2 separate regions of the Homo sapiens genome follow, and region 1 is linked to region 2. A link is an interaction called in ENCODE POLR2A ChIA-PET data of the cell type or tissue named here. Cell type or tissue: HCT116. All regions are shown on one strand. Each heading gives the region's core, and the rest is flanking DNA. Links, peaks and the distances in the headings are about the cores only.

Evidence for each region. Peaks named below come from ENCODE experiments on the same cell type or tissue, not always from the same donor. Only the 100,000 strongest peaks of a DNase experiment are listed, where the experiment ranks them.
Region 1: POLR2A ChIA-PET joins it to region 2 with 10 read pairs; 5 of 35 experiments call an interaction of 5 or more read pairs at or near these places.

The regions. Positions count from the first base shown.
Region 1 is chr6:113,446,017-113,454,363 of GRCh38, forward strand. No RefSeq gene overlaps it. Among named protein-coding and RNA genes, the nearest start is that of LINC02518, 17 kb to the left of the region's middle. In HCT116, for the core only: no CTCF peak of the experiment used is centred there; DNase peaks (open chromatin) are centred at 1,267 and 3,215.
Region 2 is chr6:113,356,151-113,364,497 of GRCh38, forward strand. It overlaps LOC107986637 (a long non-coding RNA gene), which reads right to left. Exons shown (of 4, transcript XR_001744312.2): 3 at 6,381-6,520. It overlaps LOC124901497 (a long non-coding RNA gene), which reads right to left and starts at 2,089. Exons shown (of 2, transcript XR_007059930.1): 1 at 1,614-2,089; 2 at 853-1,148. In HCT116, for the core only: no CTCF peak of the experiment used is centred there; a DNase peak (open chromatin) is centred at 5,051; H3K4me3 peaks cover 597 bases.

The DNA of each region.
Region 1 (8,347 bases), core at 160-8,159, 90 kb after region 2:
AGAAAAGAAAAGAAAAGAAAAGAAAAAAAGAAAATGTGGTACATATACACCATGGAATACTATGCAGCCATAAAAAGGATCGAGATCATGTCCTTTCCAGGGACATGGATGGAGCTGGAAGCTGTTATCCTCAGCAAATTAATGCAGGAACAAAAAACTAAACACCACATGTTCTCACATATAAGCTGGAGCAGAACAATGAGAACACATGGACACAGGGAGGGGGACAACACACATTGGGGCCTGTTGGGGGGTAGGGTCAGGGGAGGGAAAGTATCAGGAAATAGCTAATGCATGCTGGGCTTAATACCTAGATGATGTCTTGACAGGTACAGCAAAACGCCATTACACACATCTACCTATGTAATGAACCTGCATATCCTGAACATGTACCCTGGAACTTAAAATACAAATTAAAATTAATTATAAAATAAATAAAACTTTAAAAATTTAAATGCACACTTACTATATGACATAGCAATACCTAGGAATATGTGTAAGAAAAATAAAAACCTGTCACAGAGACATGTAGGTAAATATTCACAGCAGCATTATTCATAATAGCCAAAAACTGGAAATAATTCAAATGTCCATCAATTGGGAAATGGACTTTTTTAAGTGCCATATCCATACAATGGAAGGTTATTCAGCAATAAAAATGATAGCACTACCATACATGCTACAGTGTAAATTAACCTCAAAGAAGAAGTCAGGTGCAAAAAGCATAATTACTCTGTAATTCATTTATATAAAATGTTCAGAAAAAGCAAATTTATAAAAAGAAGAGAAATCAGTATTAGCCTAGAGGTGAATGTGGAAGCAGTGATTAACTATAAATGAGTACAAGAAAACTTTAGAGGTAATGGAGATGTCCTAAAACTGGAATGTGATGATGATAGCTCTGCTGTATAAATTTATTACAAATTATTGAATTGTATACTTATAATAGGTAGACTTTAAGATACATAAATTATACTTCCATAAAGCTGTTAATAACAAAAAACTACATTACATTGGAAGGTATCTGGACATAAACTACTTGATAAGCAAGAAGTCTACTGATTTTAAAGACATCCCCAGAATTTTAAAATTCTGGCCGAATTTTTGGTTTCTCTTTATGTAGTCCCAATCAAGGTAATGGAGAGTTAACTTAGTTTCCCCTATTATGAACCCATCTTAAATGTGGAAGGGAAGAAAAAGAGTGAGTCAGCTCTCACATGACCCAAACTTGTTGCTTCGTCTCTAAAAGTGAGTCATGAAGGCAACTTTTTCCTTGCCTATGAACGTGTTTGAGGAAAAACTATGTGCTTGGTTTAGCATCATTGACCACAATAATTATAGTGCATGAGAATTTATGTTGTATATAAGACTGCTAGATTGGTGGTGGGGGTTTAAGGGACTCAATGCCTGAGGTCTAAGTCTTTAATCCACAAAAAAAAATGCACTTTTTTTTAATGGTCTAAACTAACAATTATGGGTTGTAGAAGTGTTTGTGCTTGTTCAGATGTTCCATGACCAAGAATTTGAAGATGTACATTTTCCAAGTAAATCCAGTACTGAGGAAGAGTGTTAAATTGTCATATTGGAGAGCTGTTTCTATTTTAATGAGTCACATCTCTAGTAAAGACAGGTCTTTCTTGTAAGACAGACCAAGTCTGCTCAGAAGTTAAGAAAGAAGGTATGGTTCACGTTCTTGGAGGGGGAAAAATGTTTTCACTTATGATTTGAACTCCATCACTAAATTATTACTGATGGTCACAGAGCAACTGTTAGACTACATATTGGTCACCAATTTGATTTCACACTAACGGTAATAGCACAAAAGTTCCCAAAGGCTCACACAGAGCAACAGAGCAATCACATCTCTTAAGCAGTTACTACTTAAGCTGTTAATTTTGCCACTTTTTTCAAAATCAGTACGGCACCAAAGCCAGTATTTCAACCCAATTTGAGGCACAGGATCAGATACATAAAACTATTTACGCTGCTGCGCATCATCTATACAATATCAAGGCTAAAAAGAACAGCTTTTAAGTCTGATATATTACAGTCTTTTTGAGACAACAGCTTCCCAATTTTTATTTTATAGATTATTACAGTGGAAGCAGGTAGTCCTTTCATATAACTTCCCATATGCCTAAACGTTTATTTTATTTCTGTTCCTCAAAGTGAACAAAAAACATAAAGAATAGAGGAGTATTTAATTATACATCTAGATCACCTAGTAGCTGTAGTAATGTTAGAAAAGATAATTTTGAGGTCTTAATTAGTGGTACGAAAAGCCATAAGAGGATAGAATTCCCTCATTTCTGGTCCTTTTCCTCCAATCCAGAACCACAACTGAGCAACTAAAGAAGCTTAGCTCAAATTTTATACGGCAAAACTCCAAACCCATGCAAAGTTTGTCTGAATTTAAGTTCAGCTACTATTCTCATCCTATCTGCAATCAAGTGAAGTCAGTTTCTATTGGCCCGTGGAGGCTCAGACCTACACAGAACCCAGAACCAGTCATCACCCAGGCAGAAAGTGGATCAGAGGCCCGTAGTTGAGCCAAGCTTTGCTTCATGAGGCTGAAACCATGGCACCATCACTTATACGTCCATCAGGACTAGGTACATTGTGCCTACATTGACCTCTGGGAATTTCTCTTCTGTCAACCCAGAGTTCGTCAGCTTGGATCTTTTCCTCCCAACACTTTAGAACTCTGGTAACAACAGACATTTTGCATGCTTTCCCAATTATTTGGACCTCTAACCTTTTCTAATCTTTCAGAATCCTCCCTATACTATTTATTTCTGAGACTACTTTTTCCTGGCTTTTTTCCCAGTGACCCCATACTCTGTGGCTGTGCCATGGTAAAAAAGGAATCATTGTCACTGCAACAAGGACTTTAGTTCTATTGCACCATGGCTCCCTATAAAGCCAGCAGTAATTTGGCACCATGAGGCTTTAATTTAAATTCGTATTCCATGATTTCAATTTAGCAAACTTGCTGAGGCCCTCCTCTATGCTAGATGCTCTGTGAAAATGACTACCTGCACCTAGCCCCCAAATTCACAACCACTCCCCTCCCCAAGATTTTTTGCTTTTAAATTAGACATGAGGAAGAGTTAGTAATAAGGGAAACAGCTGACCCTGAATGTCTCACCCTCTGAAGCATGAACCCAAGGTTTTCTCTGACTTATGAATCATATTTAAGATGACAATACTCTTTGAAGTTATTTTTCTTGAAGTATTAGCAAGAGGCATGTCCTAGGCTTCTCAGAGAGGTTTTGTGTAAATTAATGCTGCTTCTGGAATACATCAAAGGAAGTATAAATGCACAAATCATATCAGAGTCTCTCTCCAAGGTGTTTACTTCCCAAGCATCTAGACCAGCACTGTCCAACAGAAATAGAATGTGAGCTACACATGCAATATTTAATTTTTTAGTAGCACCATTTAACATAGTAAAATGAAACAGGTAAAATAAATTTCAGTAACACATTTAATTTAACTTATTATGTTCAAAATTTTATCGTTTCAATTAAGTCTTTAAAATCCCGTGTGTATTTTACGCTTACAGTACATCTCAGTTCAGCCAAGTCACGTCTCAAGTGCTCAATAGCCACGTGGGCCTAATGGCTACCACATTGGACAGCACAGTCTCTGTTTAGTTAGTGAAAGCCACCCAAAACAAAGCTATAGACTTAGAATAATTCTTTTGAATTGTTAAACTTTTGTAATTGACTAAACATGGTCCAATAGCCATGCCATTAGATCTTGTTTAGAGGCAAGCAAACTGTTGACCTGAAATAATGTTTTTGAATCATCAAAGCTTACAGAATTGTATAATTGATGAACTTGGGTCAATGACTTGCTTAGATTTTGTCCAAATGTGAAAGGTTTTCCATTTCAAAAAACTGTAGCTATGAGAATTTAAGATGTCACGATTAATTGGGTAAGGATTTTGATACTGGGCTATTTCACTTTATGAACAGAGCTGTCTCAAATCCACCAAAATGACTTATGATGAGAATCTCTATACCAGCAGCAGAAAACAAGCTAACAATGCTATTGAAGTCAGAATGTATCATTTGCATATCTTGTGACATGTCTGTGGTAACACTTTGCCCTTGGCAAAGGTCAGAGACACAGACATGGAGCCTCAAGGACTGGTCTCCAATCTCCTTATAATTAGCTTTGCAGACATGAAATTCCTGACCCTGAAAAGAGAATGCCTCCCTCCACTGAGAAACAGTATCTAGTCTCTTCCTGTGTGAGAATGTTTTGCTTCAATGTAAACAAACTAAAGAGTTGAAAAATGAGGTGCAAATATGCTCTCTTCCAAGTAAACAACCAAGCCAGTTAGAATATGATTTTCCTGGAATGTGTTGTGAATTCCAAAGGCAGGCACACACTTGTCAAAAGAACAGAACGTCCTATGATGGATATGGACTGAAGTGGAATACATTCATGCATAAATTCCACAAATCCAACCATGCATTTACATTTTTATAATGTTTACATATATATATATATATATATATATATTCAAATATTTTCTGGATCTTAAGGCATAGCAAGTGTTTATTTTAAAGAACTTTGTTTTGTGGATCATTAGAACCAATCTTATTTGGTAGCATCACTGAATATTACATCACCTTCTAACATCTCTGACGCCTGTCTTGCTTTTTGTTTTTTTAACAAGAGAGATACAACACAATGACTAAAAAGAGAAATGCTTCCCAAACTACTTAAGTATCTTAGAACAATTTTAATTAAGTATGGTTTATTAAGCTACTAAACATCCAGCCAGATAGGTATATGTCCCCTGCTACTTATATTCCTAACTGGAAGGGCTTTTGTTAGTGTTACCCTTTGAGTTGGTTCTCAGGGCTGGGGGTAGGGTGAGGTAAGTGAAGCATTCACTTCAGGTGCAAAATTTGAGGAGGCATCAAAAAACTCAATAATCAAGAAAAATAATGTTTCTAATACAACATTTTTTAAAAATCAAAATTAATGCAAAAAAATATGATGAAAAAAATAACAAAACTTTAAATAAAGACAAAATGTGACCCTGCACAACTCTGCCTCAACTCCTTCACCCTAGACCTAGCTCTGTTCAACCCCCTGCTTTGGAGGGAAGAGTGAATGGTCTGTGGGTGGATTGCAGACAAGGAATCAAGCGGTGTGCTCTTCCTTCAGAGTTGAGCAACCTGCTCTGTTCCTCTATACTGTGAGCACCATCTGGTTAGGCCCCCACTATGGGAGGGCTTGCAGCTGGCCAGAGCTGCCATTGTCTCTAAAGTACAATCATATGTCTTTCAACAAAAGCGACACTTTCTGAGGAGTGCATCATTAGGTGATTTCGTTATTGTACAAACATAAGTAAACATCAGTGTACTTACAGAAACCTAGTTGTATAGCCTACTATGTATCTAGGCTATATGGGATAGCCTATTGCTCCTAGGCTACCAAGCTGTATAGCATGTTACCGTCCTGAATTCTCTAGGCAATTGTAACATAATGGGGAAGAATTGTGTATATAAGCATATCTAAACATAGAAAAGGTACAGTAAAAATATGGTATAAAAGATAAAAATTTGTGTGCTTATATAGGACACTTACCATGAATGGAGTTTGCAGTACTGGAAGTTGCTCTGGGTCAATGTTAGTGTGAAACTGACCCAGTTGTCCCATAGAGCTGACGTTTATGGTTTCCTGGACTAAACATAGAAATGGATCCACCCAGTTTTAAAACTTGAGAAAATTATACTTGTTTTGTCTGAGTTCCTTTCTCTGGAAACCAACCATCAGACCTCCCAGATAGTAGCAAGGAGTTGAAACTCACCAAATCACTTCATTTGGACAGTGAGATGTCAGACCCCTCACCCCCATCATGATTGCCTAACTGACCACCTGCTTTCCATTGACCAATTCCTCTTACTTATCCCTCCCCAATTCCTGTTTTCCCACACAGGATTACATTTCTTCCCTGCTATATAACCCCTAATTTTACTGGTCCAGAGAGGTGGATTTGAGACTGATCTTCCATCTCCTTGGCTGTAGCACTTAATTGAAGTCTTCTTCCTTGGCGATATCCATTGTCTCAGCGATTAGCTTTCTGTGCGGTGAGCAGCAGGACCTAACCTAGACTGCACCCCTGATGTTTTGGTAACAAATGAGTGGTGAGTTAATGTGAAGGCCTAGGACATTACTGTACACTACTGTAGACTTTATAAACATTGTACACCTAGGCTAAACTAAGTTTATTTTAAAATATTTTTCTTTCTTCAATAATAAATTAACCCTAGCTTACTATAACTTTTTTATTTTATAAACTTTTTTATTTTTAAAATTTGTTTATTCTTTTGTCAAAGCACTTAGTTTAAAACACAAACACATTGTACAGCTGCACAAAATTTTATTTCCTTATATCTTTATTGTATAAAGTTTTTTCCATTTAAAAAACTGTACTTTTTAAACATTTTTGTTAAAAACTAAGACACAAACACACACATTAGCCTTGGCCAACACAGGGTCAGGATCATCAATATCATTGTCTTCCACATCCATATCTTGTCCCACTGGAAGGTCTTCAGGAACAATAGCATACATGGAGCTGTTATCTCCTATGACAACAATGCCTACTGGAACACCTCCTGAAGGATCTGCCTGAGGCTGTTTTATAGCTAACACTTAAAAAAAATAACTAGAAGGAGTATACTCTAAAATACCAATAACAAATATGTTTAGTAAATACATAAACCAGTAACATAGTCATTTATTATCATTACCAAGTATTATGGACTGCACATAATTGTATGTGTTATATATACCTTTATAAGATTGGCAAGGCAGTAGGTTTATTTACACCAATATCAGCACAAACATGGGAGTAATGCATTGCACTATGACTTTATGATGGCTACAATGTCAAAAGCAATGGAAATTTTTCAGCTCCATTAGAATCTCATGGGACCAATGGTATATACACTGTCTGTCATCGACTGAAACATTATTATGTGGCACATGACTATATTAGCAAGCCCACCTTGTTTAGAGACCAAGCATCAGGTTCCCCAACAGTCTTGGTGAAAACAGCAACATTTTCCTCTCCATCTGCCTAACTTTTGTGGATGTGTATGTCTCTTAATAGATTCTGAATTCAGGCAAGTGAAAAGGGGTAGTTCGTTCTGAATCCTCTAACATCCAGTCATATAATACTGGAACTCCTGCACATTCTTGTAGTCATCATAACAAATAGTCTTATGTTATACAGATGCTGTGCATCAGTCACTCTTTCCTATGTGTTTTAGGATGATAGTGGTAGGGCCATTCAAATTCCTGTATCTTAAGTTCACCAGAAATAAACTAAAAATATTCTTTATTTCCTCTGGGTTTGCTTCTGTTTCATTCTGTAGAGAATACTTGAAAGAAGAACTAGGCATATTTTAGTTAGACCCTAAATGATCTTAGGCCTACTTCTCATGACCTTCAGACAGAGCCCATCACTGCCACCAATTGTCACTAGTTGTTGACTTCCCAAACATAACACAATATGAATTGCATCAAACTCTGTCTTCAATTGGCTTGTAGTCTAAAATAGGCCAAACCAAATCATATAGGCTGCATGGAAAATGGAAAATGTATTGAATAATTAATTAAGGGCACAGAAATATCTTCTTCATAAAGAAAATGAATTCTATTGCTACATGTCCTGATTTGAGTCTTTATTTCACAAGGTAGAAATAAGACGGGGACCCATAATAGTGGCATTCCCAGAGAAGAGGGGCATGATACAACAGTAGTTTTATGCAGTAAGAACAATTAAATGTGCACAAAATAATAAGCGATGTTTTTCAAAATTTTGATGCCTGAAGAGAAGAGGAAAGGGGCAGAATTGGAGTGCACTTGACAGAGAGGAGAGAGAATGACCTGAGACCAGGTAGGTGGGAGATAGGAAGACACTGTCAGAAAACAAATACCAGGCTCCAGAAATTATCGGCAAAAAGGGACATAACTTCCTTTGTCCATAGCCAGCCACCTGCTTTCACATGTACCTTTAAACTCCCACACATCCTTCATCACTTGCTTACTAATGCCTGGAATTCCTTTATCTGCAAGTGAAGGTATTTATAAAAAGTCAGATGAAGAATCATTAAATTCAAATATGTATTGACATCACGAATGAAACTCAATCACAATAAAATGTAGGCAGCTAATCCATCATTAAACTCCTCATTCTAATGAGGCAAAGACTGAAATATGAAGATGAAGATATGCATGCACTGGTTACATTTGTATCCTCAGTACCTAGCACAGCATCGGGAATTAGCATGTGCTAGATAAATATTTGTTGCAT
Region 2 (8,347 bases), core at 165-8,164:
AGGAACTCATCATAGAGTAACTGTCTCTTCTCAGGAGGCATTAAATGCCTGTGAGCACCACAATCTAGTATGACTTCAGGCACTTAGACTCTTACCTCCACACCTCACTTTGTTTGCTTACTCAACTGCTAATGTTGACTAGCTATTGGGTATCCATCATACTCTCCCTGTTGATGGGGAGGTCTATGCATACTTGGTTAACCATTAACATGCAAGATGGTGTAGGAATTCAAAGAAAATGTAGTCTTTGCCCTTCATAAATTTGTAGTTTTGTAAGCTTCAATTTTTCAGCTTGAAAACTTCTGGAGTATAAGGAAAGGCAGAAAAAAACTTTGCCTAATGAGATAAACAGCCATTAAGAATTCACTTTTCCTCACTACTCTCCGTTCCAGTGTCTACTGTCTAAAATGGTCCACAGTATTGAGGAACACAGAAGCAATATTAGGCAGCTCTCCATGAATAGTTTTGAAACACTGTCTTCCTTATATTCCTCAAACATCTATTTCTCCATATGTCCCGACTTTCCTTTTTCCTCCTAGAAAATAAAAAAAAATTATATCACTCTACCATTTAATTTTGCCATAATGCTTTCCTTCTCAGAACCCCCTAAAGACTTCCAATGTCCTTCCAAATCAGATAAAAATTGGCCAGCAGCTGTTACAAGATTCTTCGTCAAATGACCGCAATGTTCTCTTGTTCAAGCAGATGAGATTTCTAGTTCAATTCATGGTCCCAGAAGAACTACTCAGCCTCCATGAGGGACCAAGAGTAGGATTCTAGCACTTGTAGGGCTCAAGGGACGGGTTCTTGGACCTCTGAAGATTCACTAAAAAATCAACTCAGGTAGATTAATTGGAGAAAAGGTGTACAAATTTATTTAACATGTATACATGGAAGCCTTCAGAATGAAGAGCCAAAAATACAATAAAAATTGTCAATTTTTATGCCTAGGTTAAATAAAGTATGAACAGCAGTGTAGAAATATAATTGGACAAAAAGTTATGATCGAATGTTAATTAGATCATTTTCTCTTGTGGGAAAACGCAGAAGGGCCTGTTTGTTTAGATTCTTCTTGATCTCTCTTGAGTGTACATTCCTTCCTTCTCAGAGGTGGGGCAGGACTCTCTCTGGAATGAATGTCTTATGACCTAAACAAGATCGATAAAATAATTTCTTTATGGCCAGTTTTTACACAGAAAGGTGGAGGAACGTTAAGTAATATTTTTAGGTTTTATGGCTGTCTTGGGGGGGATAAAGGGATTCTGGTTTCTGTAACCTGCCTGGGGACAACGGGGTTCCTAGTTTCTATGGCTAGCCTTGGAGGAGAATGAGACTGAGACAGTGGGCAGAAGAAGGCCAGAGAAAAATTTTTGCTTCTGAGGCCTTCATTTTGGGGTATTGTTTTGTGGGCATTAACACCCTGTAGTACTAGGTCAGGAGACTGATCTTATTTTATGAAATATGGCCCAATTGACATCTTAACATCAAAGACCTCATAATCTTGCTTTTCTCATTCAGTCTTTTTTAATAAAATTCAATACAGACAGCCTGGTTTCTTTACGTTGCCCTCAAAACTCCCATCTGAGTTCATTTATTTAATTTGTTTCTCTCACCTGGAATACATTTCATCTTTCTCCTTCATTTTTTCAAAGCCTTTTTCCCAACTTCAAGTCCCTTGCATGTAACCCCCAGAGACTTTCTCTGCTCTGAACGCTCTGTGGTTGAACTGACAACTGCAGTCATAAAGCACAGAGTTATCTGTGTCTACAATGTGCCAAGAGCTAGGGCTTGAAAGAACGGCAGGACAATCCTTGCAAGGCTTCCCATGCTATCAGGGAGAATGAGATGGATATTTAAGAAGATAAATATCAATATATTCTATTAGCATATGCCACCTTGTCTCTATCCACAAAGCACTGTGATATGACAGAGTGTTCTGTGTCACTCATTTGACACTTAGTATTTTTAAAACTACATACATGATGTCTTCCAACAAACACTGAGGTGTTAGTTGAGATGTGGTGATATAAAAAAGCCTCTCTTCAATAATATACAAGCTTTGTGAGGTCACACCGCTCTGTGACCCTTCTCTTTCCAAGATCAATACAACACACATGGCCCTATGTCATAATGAAGAGTGCAGACTCTGGAGGCAGAAGTCCTCTGTCTGAATATAGCTGAGCCACTTACTATGTGTGTGTTCTCGAGCAAGTTTCTCAGTGCCTGAGTTTTCTTATCTGTAAAATGGGGCAATAAATTTACCTACCTCATAGAGTATTTGAGAAAATCGAATGAGATAATGTAAGTAAAGCACTTTGCACACTGTTTGGCACATGGCAAGTCAATAAATGTTAGATATTTTTGTGTTATCTCAACATATCTAATGCAAGTGACTGGCAGTCCAATGATACAGTTTCACTGCCTCTAAGGAGTTAGGGGTGCAGCTGTAAGTAACACTTTCTGCATGATGGATCCTCTCTGAGTTACATAAAATGAAATAGAATTTCATGCCTAAAATCTCGTCTTAAATATAGTATTTTTTAAAGCTTCATTCCCTGTTGCCCAAGGGACCTATTGCAGGATTCGGGTATAAGCCGTCCCCACCCTGACCAGTGGGCTAGAAACTTTCTACTGGGCACTCACCTTCAGTCTTGGCTCTGCTGGCGTGAGCAGGGCAGGGTTAGGGACAGGACAAGCACATATCCTAGTTCGCCTAAGACCCTTACAGGTTAGGCTTGTTGTCCCAGTGTTTTTATTAACGGCACTTCCACTTGTTCCTTAGACATGTCTTGGTTTGGACAATAAATTACTCAGCCACCCTAGTTATAGAGTCTGCTATTCTGTCCCCCATTAAAGAGCAGAGTGTAAAAGGGAAACATGGGCTGAGTTTAAACCCAGCTTTGACACTGCTGCTCGTTAGCCACAGGTCCTCAGGCAATTGCTGAATTTGGCTGATTGGTAAATATCTTAGTCCATTCAGGCTGCCCTAAAAAAACACCATAGACCGAGTGGCTTACAAAAAACAGAAATTTATTTCTGATAGTTTTGGAGACTGAGAAGCCCAAAATCAAAATGCCAGCAGATTCAGGGATGGTGAGAGTCCACTTTCTTGTTTACAGATGGCATCTTCCAGCCATGTCCTCACATGGTGGAAGAGGAAAGGCCTTCTGAAGCCTCTTTCATCAGGGCACTAATCCCATTCATGGGACCTCTGCCCTAATGACCTAATCACCTCCCAAAGGTCCCACTGCCTAATACCTTAACATTGGTGATTAGGTTTCAACATATGAATTTTGGGAAGACACAAAAATTCAGACCATAGCAGTAAATTTTGCTCATTAGTAAAATGAAAATAATCATACCTACCTACCTACCTCACATGGCTATGAAAATCACATGAATACACAAGTAGATGTCCAAATATGTGAATTCTTTTGCCTTTCCTTTCTACCCTGCATGCATGCACAGAAAACAGTCCCAACCTTTTGAGGTTAGGCTGCATCTGCAGGGCGCCTGCTTTTGAGGTTAGGCTGCATCTGCAGAGAGTCAGCATGGCCTGTGCACGGCATGTGTGTTTCCCAGGCAGTGGGGAGGGACAAGGCCCTCCTGGGTCTGTGTCCCAGATCACTTAGGGGAAAGAGAGAGACCCTATGGCTACTGATTACAGGCTTTAGCTGTAATCATTCAATTACATCCTTTTATGTTCTATTTTACTGCATCTGAAAGAGGCAAGGATATCTGGATATCTAATAGCTACATTTACTGGGAGGTGAGCTACTAAAAATAGTCCCACAATCTGTGAGCAGGTTTCCAGGAAATGCTGGACTTGTTAGAGCAGAACTGCAAAGAGTCTGTTAATCAAGCCCTTCATTTGAATCACTTGCCCATGCTGCTCGCCCAGGGCTGAAGGCTTAGCTCTTGCTCATAGGAAGTGAGATAGTATAGCAGAATCTTAAAGGAATATAGGCAATTAAAGGGGAGTTGACGATTAATACTGAAACATGTATGGGGATTGTACAGGAGTGACTTTAAGCCAATTTAAAGTATCACAACACTAAAACTACCAGGACCAAATGTAATTCATTATTTTAATTCCCTCTGGATAAGATTGTCTCTAGAATTCCAAGTCTTTAATGATGATAATGTATTTTCATTTGTGGATCCTCTCATACCTCAAGCTGGAGAGGCAGAGGGCCCATGCCCTTTTTAAAAATCAAAAGTAAATATGATGAAGTCTTTTAACTTCACAGATGGATGCTACTGGAGATATTTCAGAATATTAACATACAAGATATTCCAGTTTTCTTGCAGTTCTTACAAAGGGCAGAGACAAAGCCTGATTAGAATGAGTTTGCATTGTCAGAATTTTTGAGTCTGGCATTTTCCTTGAGTTTAAATGCTATATTAATAAATTCTGAATATAGTTTAATGCCACTACTTTTTCTAACTTGAAGTCAATTATTAAAAGATCAAAAATTATTAATGTGTTTTAAGGAAGAATACTGTGGAAATGAAATACAACACACACAGTAAGCACCTTAAAAAAAAAGTTAGTACTTAGCATTAAAAAATAAATGATAAAAATACAAAATTGAATTACTAATTTATTTTGAACTTTAATAAAATAAATTAAAATACAATACCATTTGAAATTAAGGGTAACTAATCATCTGCTAGAAACAAAAAATTAAGGTTTTTTAAAAAATTAATTGGACCATTAATTCAGGATGCACTTTAAGACATTTTGTAAAGAATTTTTCATGCTCCATCTTTGACAAAACAAATGGTGGATTTAGGTAAAGGGATAAAAATGGCAGTAAATCCATAACAAATGTTTTGTCAGGAGGAAATAAACACCTTTACATGTAGTAGACAACACTATTTTGAAGTGGGAATTGATTTCACCTTATACTTCAGTTTTGTTTCAAATTGTTTATTTCTGTTAAGAGATAGGGGGGAGTTCCCGACAAAAATCTTTCAATCGGCTGTTAATGAGTCACTTGTGGTCAGGTTCACAGACAAAAGCCTTTTTATTGACTGAGCTGGGTCAGATTTCCAGATTTTTCCTACCCTTTTTCATACCATGAAGACAAAACAAGTCAGAGGAGGAGTGTTGTGGGGACGCCCGTCATCTCAAGTTTTTGAAATAGGGGCAGCCATCAAGAAAGTTGCTTCAAGGATGGGATCTTTTTCTGGATTTGCTGTGAACACTGAGACATTCTGGTTCAATCTTTGTATGTTCAGGGCACAACATTCTCTTTCTGCAAGTGATGTCATATTTGGGGGCATAGCTGTAAGTCAACAGGGCTAAGCCCGGGCTGTTCTGTCTTTGTTCTAGTTCTGCCCTCAGTAGCCATGCGGCATTAGCCATGTCTTTCAGCCTTGATATCTGTCAAATGATTGGCGATCAGGCCTCTTCTCAGGTCCCTTCCTACTAATTACTAATTCTATCTATATTTCCTGTTGTTTATAATCAATATATAATATGCGTGTGTGTGTGTGTGTGTGTATGTATAGTTTAGGTTAGATAACTACTCATATATTGGTAAAAATAAAGAACTATTTTGTTTATAATAATGCAGTTTCAAAATTCAAAACAAACTTTTTACTTGATTCTTGGTCTTGTGATAGTTTAAAAAATCACCTCTTACCACCTTTTTTGGGGCTCCAGTCTTAATTTTAATCACAAAGGAAGTGGTAATTTGTTAGGCCAATAACAGAAAATAATAAAAATAGTTAAAAAAAAATGTGAGGAGAAACAAAAGGCAGACCAGGTTGAAGAAAGTCATTTCTTTTCTTCAGCAACATCATGATATGTGGTAAATTAGGAAGTGTGTTGATACACACTGTGTATTTGTGTATATGTAGAAGAGGAGGTGGTATGTTGCTAAAGGAGAGTCCAAGAGATGATTAAAGGTCAAATGTCAACCATTTGGCTGTGGTTTTTATGTGCCTTTTACATTTATTGCTCCCCCATAAAAGTAAAATGTGACTAGTTAAATAAGTGTTGCTAAAACAGGATATTGAAGTTGTAATAATGGGAAAGCATTGCAAAGAACCCTTAGAGAAATTCAAGTCATTTCACATATTAATTTCTTAAAATTGATTTTTTTCTTTCATGTTTTTAAGAAAAAATTCACTTAAAATAATAAAGACTTCTACATTTAGCGCCTATACATATAGTGGCTTAAAAAAAAACAGTTTGAAATAGAAAACTGTCCTCAGATCCTTTGGTATGCAAAAGCATCGCATTGAAAGGGAAATCTGCGGCTGAGCATGCTGTGATTTTAATTTTATGTTTTAAGTTATTGGAATAAAATACCAGACACTGATAGTCACACAGTTTTAAAAAATCAACCTAAGACCTTTATCTGTCATACCTCCTCTCCTGGGGAAAGACAACGTGGCAGGGCCTTGCTTCAAGAGCCCAGAGAACTGGCTTCTTGTTCCCAGTCTACCACTTACTGAGCTGCTGCAAATTTGATTCCTTCTCAGTCTTCCTGGTTTCTAATTACCATGTCTGTAAAACAGGAATAAACAAACTTCAATAAAAACAGGGGACCTGATCAAATGTCACTTGACTTCACTTCCAGCTTTAAGATCCAGTGAATGTGTCAACTCATGACTAAAAATGCACTGAAAAGGGGGGCGGGGGGAAGAAAAGAAAACCACTCCTGGCATTCGCTGAAATAGTCAGCAGAGATTCCACTCTCTCATTCTCACTTTCCACCACACTCTGCTCCCTGGTTCTCCCCCATTCTCCCACTATCACTGCGTAGCTTACTGGTCCAGGGGCTTATCAGCTAACACCAATGGTCTACTGGCTGTGTCCTCCTGCCCCTCAACTCCCTCTCCCACACAGCACTCCTTCTTCCTCAAAACAGTTGAGATCATCATGTCCCTATCTCAAATCTTATGTTAGAAAATTCAGATTTGGTCTGCCACTGAAAGCCCTCCATAGTCCAGCTACAATTATCCTTTTTAGATCTACAGCTCTTCATTCCTTGACCCACAGAAATTCTTGGCTTCAAACAAATGATATTATTAATTTGGCCCGGAATTAAAGTGATCATATCCTGTTGCATAAATTTTTCCCAAACCATTCTCTCTGTCCCTCACATGCAATGAATTGGAGGGATTATCTTAGTTGGAGAGAACTGCTCCAGCTTCTCCAACTAAGATCATCTCAGCTATGCTTCACTTTCAGATTCAAATCCTGCCACTGCTAAAAGGTTCTCTTTCTCTCTTCCCTCTGAACTTCATTAATTAATCATATCTTTATTATTCATCTGGCTTTTTGCACTTACTCTTTTTGTTATAGTTTTACTGCCCATAGACCCATGTTTCTTTCCCGAACTGGGCTATCAAGTCCTTGAAGGATGGACCCTAGGCTTGTCTTTCTCTGTCTCCTGCACAAGTCTGCTATAGGACTTCCTGAGTAATATAAAAACAATGATAAAAATGTGTCTATGTTACGCTTACATTTAAAATCAAGTTGTCCATTTCTGTGAGATTTCCTTATTCCTTGACTAGAACTGTCATCACATGAACTATATACTCACTTGGCAAAGTATGAAATATATAGAAAACTAAACCTGCTTGCATTATTTATTCTTAAATGTCAACGGCCTTTCAAGTTATTATGTTTAGAAAGATCAGTGGCAAATGATAAGCAAAATTATTAAAGTGTTTTTTCAATTTCTTTTAAATATATCAAATAGAATTCTAATATTTGGTCATAGCATTTATTACAATTACTTTCAGTACCAAAAATTGAACACCTTCCCCTTGTCTTATGTTCTCTTGGAACCAGTGTTCTTAAATTAAAAAAAAAAAAAAAAGATAATGATTGTATCATAGCCAAAATATGCTTCCTGGTGATTCAGAATTAAAATGTACTACTTGCAATCTTTTATATCACTAACATCTGGAAAAGCATAAGACAAAGCCTAAGTGGTTTTAAGAATGACATTATTCAGATATGATTATTGTTGGAAATGGTCACAACTTGAGCTAATTGAAAACTTTAAGGGCTAGTTTTTATATTACCTTAATTTTCCCCATAATAAAGTGAAAGGCCTATTTCAAAGAAGTCTAAAGGTCTCTTATATTATAGGAATTAGTTACACACCTAGATCATGCTTTGCTATAATTCACCTTGTTTTTACATTATGTTTTATGACCTTCAAGGGGAAAAAATAGAAAACTATAATGAGAAACTAGAGAGGTTGAAAATGTAGGTGATTTTCCTGGCTTGTTCTCCAGTGAATTTCTAGTTGTGTACCCAAGGCCTTTAAAACTATCTAATGGGGAACATTGTCTTTATCTGAGGCTTCTTGCTAAAGAG